Linked DNA regions of Homo sapiens: region 2 is linked to region 1. The links are chromatin loops, found by intact Hi-C in ENCODE. Cell type or tissue: psoas muscle. All regions are shown on one strand.

Evidence for each region. Hi-C counts contacts between places; a loop is a spot of excess contacts. Peaks named below come from ENCODE experiments on the same cell type or tissue, not always from the same donor. Only the 100,000 strongest peaks of a DNase experiment are listed, where the experiment ranks them.
Region 2: a loop joins it to region 1, with 6 times the contacts of the local background. A loop is called at or near these places in 1 of 110 quality-filtered maps.

Annotation. Positions count from the first base shown.
Region 1 is chr4:79,225,454-79,230,453 of GRCh38, reverse strand. The region is part of intron 4 of LINC01088 (long intergenic non-protein coding RNA 1088); the gene reads right to left. It also overlaps a transcript of NAA11 not described here. Among named protein-coding and RNA genes, the nearest start is that of NAA11, 98 kb to the left of the region's middle. In psoas muscle, no CTCF peak of the experiment used is centred here; a DNase peak (open chromatin) is centred at 2,323.
Region 2 is chr4:79,675,170-79,680,169 of GRCh38, reverse strand. All of the region lies in intron 2 of LINC02469 (long intergenic non-protein coding RNA 2469), which reads right to left. Among named protein-coding and RNA genes, the nearest start is that of LINC02469, 14 kb to the right of the region's middle. In psoas muscle, no CTCF peak of the experiment used is centred here; no DNase peak of the experiment used is centred here.

The DNA.
Region 1 (5,000 bases):
TATAAAATCTTTTTATTTATTTATTTATTATTATACTTTAAGTTTTAGGGTACATGTGCACAATGTGCAGGTTAGTTACATATGTATACATGTGCCATGCTGGTGTGCTGCACCCACTAACTCGTCATCTAGCATTAGGTATATCTCCCAATGCTATCCCTCCCCTCTCCCCCCACCCCACAACAGTCCCCAGAGTGTGATATTCCCCTTCCTGTGTCCATGTGTTCTCATTGTTCAATTCCCACCTATGAGTGAGAATATGCGGTGTTTGGTTTTTTGTTCTTGCGATAGTTTACTGTGGAACCAACCCAAATGTCCAACAATGATAGACTGGATTAAGAAAATGTGGCACATATACACCATGGAATACTATGCAGCCATAAAAAATGATGAGTTCATGTCCTTTGTAGGGACATAGATGAAATTGGAAATCATCATTCTCAGTAAACTGTCGAAAGAATAAAATCTTTTTAAAAATCCATAAAGATACAATAGAAAATATAGACTAGGTACCAATAAATGTGGCAGCATCTTGATTTGTTTCACAGTTAGACTTTCCATTGGCAGAATAGTATAATGGTTAAGAGCAAGTGGGAGGACCTGAGTTCAAATTTCAGCTCTCCTATTTAGAAGCCCCATGACCTCAAGGCAGTCATATAATATCTCTATGCCCCACTTCTATCTTGTGACAAGGCATAATAGTAGCCTCTCTAAAGAGGTGAAGTGATGCTTAAACAATATGGCACACACAAAGAACTCAATATCATACCAGGCACATAGCAAAAATTTACTAAATGTTAGATATTATTATTATTAAATACAGACCAATGGATCACTGAAACCCTCAAAGCTGGATCCAGTGGTGAGTAAAAGCAGAGTGAAAGTGAGTGTAGGTCTAATACTCAAAAACATTTTTATGAATTCATTGACTAATCTTAACTCGTGTGTATCTAAGATGATGTTGAGCAGGTTACTTAACCTCTTTGAAACTAATTTTCTCATCTATATAATACATACATTAAAATCTACTTTACAAAATAGATACATAGATCAAACAGACAGTCCAGAAATAGTCCCACTTATATAAACTTCATTTATTTTTGACAAAAGAGCAGAGGTATTTTAATTGACAAGGAGAGTCTTCTGAAGAAATAGTACTGGAAAAACTGAATATTCACATGTAAAAGATGAATATCAACTCATATCTCCTGCTATATAAAAAAACCCAAAATGCATCATATATTAAAATGTAAAATATAAAAGTATAGAATTTCTAGAAAGAGACAATAGGAGAAAATCAGTGTAATCATGGATTAGGCAAAGATTTCTTACATATAACACCAAAAGTGCAATTTATATAAGAAAATGTTGCTATATTGGACTTTGTAAAAAAAACTTCTGCACTACGAAAGACACTATTAATAAAGTGAAAAGAAAAGCCATAGACTGGGAGAAAATATTTGTGAATCATATATTTGACAAAAGACTGGTAAGCATATAAAGTAACTAGAATGTTCCTACTTGCTGTGAGACTGAAAAATAGAATGGTTACTTTGGAAAACAGTTTGGTCGTTTTTCACATGTTTGAACAAACATACATACCATATAATTCAGTAATTCTACTAGTAAGTATTTACCTAAGAGAAATAAAAACTGATGTTTATACAAAAAATGGTACATGAATGTTTATAGAAACTGTATTCATAACTGTCCAAAACTAAATACAAACCAAATATTCTCCAAATAGTGGATAAAACACCTGTGATACCTCCATACAATGGGTACTCCTCAGCAATGCAAAGGAATAGACTACTAAGGCACACAGAAACATGGGCAAATCTTAATGCATTACCCTGAATGAAACAATCCAGACACAAAAAGCTACATACAATATAATTCAATTTATGTTCCATTTTTGGAAAAGGCAAAATGTTAGGGACATAAAGTGGGTGAGGGAAGGTATGACTATAAAGAACATAAAGAAATTGTTATTAAAACTGTTCTATATTTTGATTGTGGTGATGGTTACATGACTGTGTGAGCTTGTCAAAACAAATAGAACTGTGCACCAATGAGAATGAATTTTAATGTACATAAATGATATCATAATAAAATAATTTCCAAATTCTTAAAAACAAAAATTCTTTAGTGGTCAGAGTTGTATGGTAGCTGTAATAACAGTACTAGTATTAGTGTTGGAAAATCCTGTCAAAAATTAACAATATTTCCCCAAAGTTTTCTTTTATGTAATTAATACAATACTCAGGCCAGAAAACAAACAAACAAAATGACCTTATGAGAATGTTCAAAAATTAAATGAGAGGGCAGCCAGCCAGCACCCCAGTGGACTCTATCAACAGGCATTGAGCAATAGGCACACAGTAAACGGCAGCTGTTGTTACTGGTTTGCAAGGCCTTTTATTAATTTTACCATAAACCACAAGATGGAAAAGACAACTAATACAGACACAGTTAAGTTCCAGAAGACTTCTGGACTTCAAATGATGGACTAAAACCAGCATAAATTTACATAAAAAGAAACGAAATACCTACATATTTTCATAACTCAATGAGCCAAATGCATGATAGAAGTGACTTGTTTTTATGGCAATTAATATGAGGAAGAGCAGGGAGTTTTTTGCTGAGAACAAGATCAGTGTGAGTCAGTGGGATGGCCTTGTTACTTAAAGAAAACATAGGCTGCATTATTTAAAACATTCTCAATTTAAGGGAAAAATTTTTCACAACTCTCCACACTCAGCAGGCCTCACCTAAAAAACAGTGTCCATCTCTATACCAGATTTTACTAGGGACACTGAAGAGTTGGACGGGGCATTTGGATAAATGTAACCAAAGTGAAACCATCATCTCCTTCTTCATGCAACATCCTCTTCTCCTTGGTTTCTGGGACACCACTGTCTTCATAACCCTCATATTCCTGAATGACTCCTCTTAGTCTCCTTTGGCTGCTGGTAGGCTTACAAAATCCATCCTTCACTTCTTCAATAGAAGTCAAGATTTAGCTGGGCAGTGATGATGAGCATTTTTTCATGTGTCTGTTGGCTGCATAAATGTCTTCTTTTGAGAAGTGTCTGTTCATGTCCTTTGCCCACTTGTTGATGGGGTTGTTCGTTTTGTGCTTGTAAATTTGTTTGAGTTCTTTGTAGATTCTGGATATTAGCCTTTTGTCAGATGAGTAGATTGCAAAAATTTTCTCCTATTCTGTAGGTTTCCTGTTCACTCTGATGGTAAAATGAAAAAATGCTTGTCATCACTGGCCATCAGAGAAATGCAAATCAAAACCACAATGAGATACCATCTCACACCAGTCAGAATGGCGATCATTAAAAAGTCAGGAAACAACAGGTGCTGGAGAGGATGTGGAGAAATAGGAACACTTTTACACTGTTGGTGGGACTGTAAACTAGTTCAACCATTGTGAAAGACAGTGTGGCGATTCCTCAGGGATCTAGAACTAGAAATACCATTTGACCCAGCCATCCCATTACTGGGTATATACCCAAAAGAATATAAATCATGCTGCTATAAAGACTCATGCATACGTATGTTTACTGCGGCAATACTCACAATAGCAAAGACTTGGAACCAACCCAAATGTCCAACAATGATAGACTGGATTAAGAAAATGTGGCACATATACACCATGGAATACTATGCAGCCATAAAAAAGGATGAATTCATGTCCTTTGTAGGGACATGGATGAAGCTGGAAACCAACATTCTCAGCAAACTATTGCAAGGACAAAAAAACAAACACCACATGTTCTCACTCATAGGTGGGAATTGAACAATGAGAACACCTGGACACAGGAAGGGGAACATCACCCACTGGTGCCTGTTGTGGGGTGGGGGGAGGGGGGAGGGATAGCATTAGGAGATATACCTAATGTAAATGACAAGTTAATGGGTGCAGCACACCAACATGGCACGTGTATGCATATGTAACAAACCTGCACGTTGTGCACATGTACCCTAGAACTTAAAGTATAATAAAAAATATATATATTAAAAAGAAAAAGATTTAGCTGGGCATATGGTCACTAAAGCCTCCCTACAGCTAGCTCTGGACGCATGATGATCAGAAGAGATGTGTGCAACTTTCATGCTATTTTCTTAAAAGGAAAGTCCTTGACCTCAACTCTCTCTCTTTCTGCTTCTGTAGATGAAAAGCCAATGAAGATCTGAGACAGCACAACCTAAGGAATGGGGGAACAACAGGATGGAGAACCTGGGTCCATGAATGATCTCATGGAGCAGAGCTGCTTACCCATCTTGAAATATGTGGCATTCACTTAGTGTTCAAGAATTTAGTGGCAAAACACACACTCACACTCACACACACACACTCTTACACATGCAGATTTTGAAATTTGGAAAGCTGATAACTCTGGTGATGCTATGGTAAAATATTCCATAAAACTGACATGAGCTAACTTGGGAAGGATATAACTTTTCCACAGAATCTATAGTATGGGGGCAAACCATTGAAAAGGGCAGAATGTGTGTGTTGACAGTTGCTTGATATTTTTATAAGATGCTATAAGACAGAGATGGATTGACAATTGACCAGTTTGCCGGCAGCTTTTTAACGGGAGATCCCCCTATGCCTGCAGCCTATAATCTGTATTAACTAGAAGCAATTAACTTATTCCCCTGCAGATTTGGAAAAGCCAACTACTTCTACTCACCAAAGAGCAGAAAGTAAGACTCCAGACTTAAAGGAAAAGAAGACTTCCCTTTTAACTCACTAAGTCCTCTAGGCCAGAAAATGTGACCTGGCTCAGTGGCAGACATAAGATTAAATGTGTTGCTTCTTCTCTTAAACCCATAATTTTAAGTGGTGTCAAATTACCACTGCTGTAATTTTACCCACAAACTTGATACCAACTCTGATTACGCCATGCTCTCTCCACTGCCTGATCCTTGTTCAAGTTACCATCATCTCTTGCCAAGAATATTAAAAGAGCTTTAAAACTGAA
Region 2 (5,000 bases), 450 kb before region 1:
TGAGAATTTTAAAGACTTAGGAATCAAGATAAGTGCATGGTTGAGCTAGATGTCACTAAAGTCACATCAAACAAACTGTAAGAGTTTAAGCCTTTAGTTTAGTAATAAGGCCCCAGGGACAAGAATGGCAGTAGCAGAAATGAAGTGAAACTAGACAACTCATTTGATAGCAAAGATGAAGAAGATGAGAGGATACTTATAAAATTTTGAGTCTGGAAGTGTGTGGAAAGGTCATTGACTAATGGGGGAAGATGGCAAATTTGACTTCTTGTTTGTTGTCGTTGTTGTTTTTAGAGACAGGGTCTCTCTCTGTTACCCTGCCTGGAGTACAGTGGCACAACTGTAGCTCACTGGCCTCAACCTCTTGGGATCAAGCAATCTCCTGCCTCAACCTCCTAAGTAGCTAGGACAACAAATCAGCACTGTTGATCTGTGCCACTACACCCAGATCATTTTATTTTAAAGTTTTTTTTTTAGAGATGAGGTCTTGCTATGCTGCCCAGGCTGGTCTCAAACTCCTACCCTCAAGCAGTCCTCCTGCCTTGACCTCCCAAAGTGCTGGGGCTACACACATGAGCCATTTCTGACCAAATTTGATTTTTATTTATGTAATTTTTTTCCTTCAAAACTTGAAGAAATTCAAAGCATAAATTATTACTATGTGTCTGCATTAACTACGTTGCTTCCTACAAATGGCCAGCAATGTCTTCCATTTCTCTTTCTGTAGCTGGGCTGAGATCATAGGAAGTACTTAACTCTAGTTGACAAAGTCCAATCATTGAGTCAGCAAAGTAACAGGCACATTTTACTGCTTAATGATCTAATCACGCTTTGAGTATTGAGCTGAGTTATCCCATCCAAAAGAGAAAAGACTTGAGACTTTATTACAGGAACAACCACCTAATGAACATGACGATTTCTTTCAAGAATTTAAGGGTGTACTTGCATAAAAAGGAGTCAGTTTCCTATGAATGACCTCAAAGTGCAAACTCAGAAACAGTAAATACAAATTGTATTTTGGTAGGCTTAAAATAAATATAATGAAGAATCTTCTAAAAAATAGAGGTCTTTAAAAATAGAAATGTATCTGTGGAAAGTGTTAGGTTTTCTTTCATCAGAGGTATACAGTCACATGCTGGAAGAGGACTTGCAGTGAGCTAGACAGGGGGCACAAGCACTGATTAAATGACCTGTAAAATTGTATCCAGTCCTGATAATATGATTCTGTTAGCTAGAGTAACCTGCAAATAACTCCAGAGACTTTGAATTGATCAACAGAAGTAGCAAACTCTGAAACACGACTTTCACTTCAAGTGGAGCTAAGAACTCGAGAGTAATCTTCCATCTCCCACTCAGCTCTCCACTGGTTGCCAAACTGCAGGGGAGTAAAAGACTGTGTTATCTTGATAGACGAGCTGGAGAATCCCACACAGCTGTGTTGTGGAAATGTTCTCAATTTCCCTCATGATAACATTGAGTCATAAAAGGAAGAAATGAACATTTATTTGCCAACTCCACCTGTCTGTTGGGCCCACCATATCTATATTAGCATCAAGGGAACTTGCCTATAGTGCTGAAATTTTTATCAGTAGGAGAGAAGCAACTGTTCTTTCCCTTAAGTTGTGGTTAAAGCCAGTTACTTTTTTCATCAGAAACTAAATGATAAGAACTAAGACTTGGGTGACTCATTTGTCAACGTTAACATTTAGTAAAATGTTTGGAACCAAAAATCTCAAAACTTTTGAGCTTCACATATTAAAAATTCAACACTAGGGTGAGAATTACTTTTGTTCTGAATCCAGCCTGAATATATAAAACAATCTTTTAATTAGAAAAAAGGAAGAAAAAAAGACAATTTACTTGTGTTTTCTGGATAGGAGTAAGGTCAAATAAAGGAGGTAAATGAAAATTTAAGAGGGACAACAGTTTTTTTTTAAATCCAAAGATCTGGGATTTAACCTTTTCTTCTCTTTTTTTCTTTTCCTTTCCTTATTTTTTTTTATAAATTCATTATTTCTGAAATCACTGCATAAAATGTCCCTTATATTATCAAAGAGGATTAATTTTAGAGTTGAATTGGAAGTGAGTTTTCAATCTATCCAGATTAACTGAGGCACTAATTGAAGTGGCTTTTTTCTTTTTATTTATATTTGCAATCACCTCCTCTACTTCCTTTACACTTTAAGTCCAGATATTTGTTAGGCAGATTCCTTTTAAAAATTGAGCCTACAATACCACTTTGGATCCACACTCTTAAGCTGAAATGTAAGTATCACCTGGTGGGACAATGTGTGTGTTTTTCTGTTTTTCAGAATAATGCAAACACCAAACAAAAATAATAAATAACAAAAACAAAACAGGTTCTCTGGACCACAACAGCAAATCAGACTTGGCATCTGTACCCACCAGATTCACCATTTGATTGATAACTGTGATTTGCTGACTCTCTCAATTACTCTGGTTTCATTACAGTGTGAGAAATGTGCCAAGCACTCATTTGGTTTTTATTATCTTTCTAGTCTTCTGCTTTCATGAAATACCCAAAACTGGCATTTCAGGAAAAGGATAGGTAAATTAACTACAGCTGAAAAGAAAAGAGAAATCAGTTTTATTCAGTACGTCCCCCACAATCAGTATTATACAGTAGTCCTCCCTTATCCACGGGGCCTACGCTCCAAGACCCACAGTGGATGCCTGAAACCAGCGATAGTACTGAACCCAAGCACTGCAATACCACCACAGCCTGATAATCCAGAGGATAAGTGACTAATGGGTGGGTACATTTACAGCGTGGATATGCTGGATGAAAGGATGATCCACATCCTGTATAGGATGGAGTGGGTTGGCATTGGAGATTTCATCACATTCCTCAGAAAACATACATTTAGAAACTTATGAATTGTTTATTTCTGGAATTTTCCACTTAATATTTTCAGACTGCAGTTGACCATGGGTAACTAAATTAGCAGGAAGTGAAATCACAGATAAGTGGGGGCCACTGTATTACATTATCACTAAAAACCATATACAAATGCACAATTACCATTCAGAACACTACAAACTAGAATACAACCTGTTCTGAGTTCTCCTAATGTACAGATCCTATATATCTTTGGCTTTTCTTTTCTTCTACTAATAAAATCCTCTTTCTGGTCTCAGGTGAACAGAGCCATTTCCAGTCAATTGTCACAACCTCCTTCCTTTGCACCTACGTGGTCACTGATCCATGCATAATATAGTTTTGGAATTAGCTTGAATCAAAAGGATGACACTGAACCTTATGACTCACGCAGCTTTTGAGTGTGTTAGAAGCCCAGGCTCTCTTAATTATGTAACATTTGGAATCAGAACAAAAATGACAAACCAGATCCTTTCTTTCAGGACATAAACATTAGAGAATATGGACTGTTTCTTGGAGCATCTTTAAGATCATGGATGACCCAACCTTGACCTAGCAGCTGTGGAAATGCCCAAGCCTTTTACAGATTCAAATAAGACTGTCTAACTCTGGTCACTAAATGCTAGGAATAATTTTAAGGTAGAGGTGAACTCTAGATGTTTGCTACTGTGTTCATATTTTGTTTGAAAACTCTATTCAGAACTCCAGTTCCTGCGCTTTCTCTCATTTCTATATTTTGCTGTCACCATTAGGATGGTGGTAGATCTGTTTCCAAATGTAATTCAGAAAATGTCAGAAAATGAACAGTCTAAATGTTGCCACCTATAGATAACAAACTGCATTTTATTTTATGACAATGCAAATTTAAAAAAAAAAGAGCAGGGAAAGGAAAAATGAGTGATCCCATTTGAATTCTGTTTCCAATCTGGCTATTAGCAATTTTGTATATATTCTCCTTCGTCATTAACACTTATGAGTAGTGTCTCCAATCACCCTGCTTTTTTGACTAATGCCCCAGTGGGGCTCTTTACCATTAACCATATTGGAAAGGGATTTGAATGGAGATCTTCTTCTCTATGATAGCAACATTCCAACTGGTAATTTTGAGGCTTGGCCCCTTTACACTTAGCCCATATTTTCTGCTTTGAGCAAATCTGCCTCTTTCTCATCTTACCCATTTTTGCTTATTTACTTCCCTATATTATTTGTGAGCAATTGATTTCCTGGACGATGTAGCAAGGTCTTTCAGTGTTGGGGTGCTTTCAAATGCATACTTGTGGTTTTCGCAAGTTCAAACACAGACTTTGGCATAATAAGCATGTATTAATTTTTGATATGTAAATCAATAGAATTGAAAAATTATATATATATATATCATAATGTTATTGGTCTAGGTTAATATAGAACCTATCCTAAATTTTGCTCAGTTAATATTTATCTTATTTTTCATACTAAGATTTTATCATTTTCTTAAGATCACAAATTTTTTTTTAATTAATAATGAACAGAAATTTATTTCTCACAGTTCTGGAGCATGGGAAGTCCAAGATCAAGGGGACAGCATCTGGCAAGGGCCTTCTTGCTACATCATCCCATGGCAGAAAATGGAAAGGCAAGAGAGAGACTCTATTCCTGAAAGTCTTTTAAAAAAATGATTTTTTTAAAGAGATGGGGGTCTCACTATGTTGTTCAGGCTGGACTGCAATGTCTATTCACAGGCACAGTTATGGCACACTACAGCTTCAAACTGCTGTGCTCAAGTGATCCTCCTGCCTTAGTCTCCCAAGTAGCTCCCTGAAAGCTGGCTCCTCAAAAGCCTCTTTTTTTTTTTAATTATACTTTAAGTTCTAGGGTACATGTGCACAATGTGCAGGTTTGTTATGTATGTATACATGTGCCATGTTGGTGTGCTGCACTCATTAACTCATCATTTACATGAGGTGTATCTTCTAATGATATCCCTCCCCACTCCCACCACCCCACGACAGGCCCTGGTGTGTGATGGTGTTTGGGAGTGTTCTCATTGTTCAGTTCCCACCTATGAATGGGTGAGAACATGTGGTATTTGGTTTTCTGTCCTTGCGATAATTTGCTCAGAATG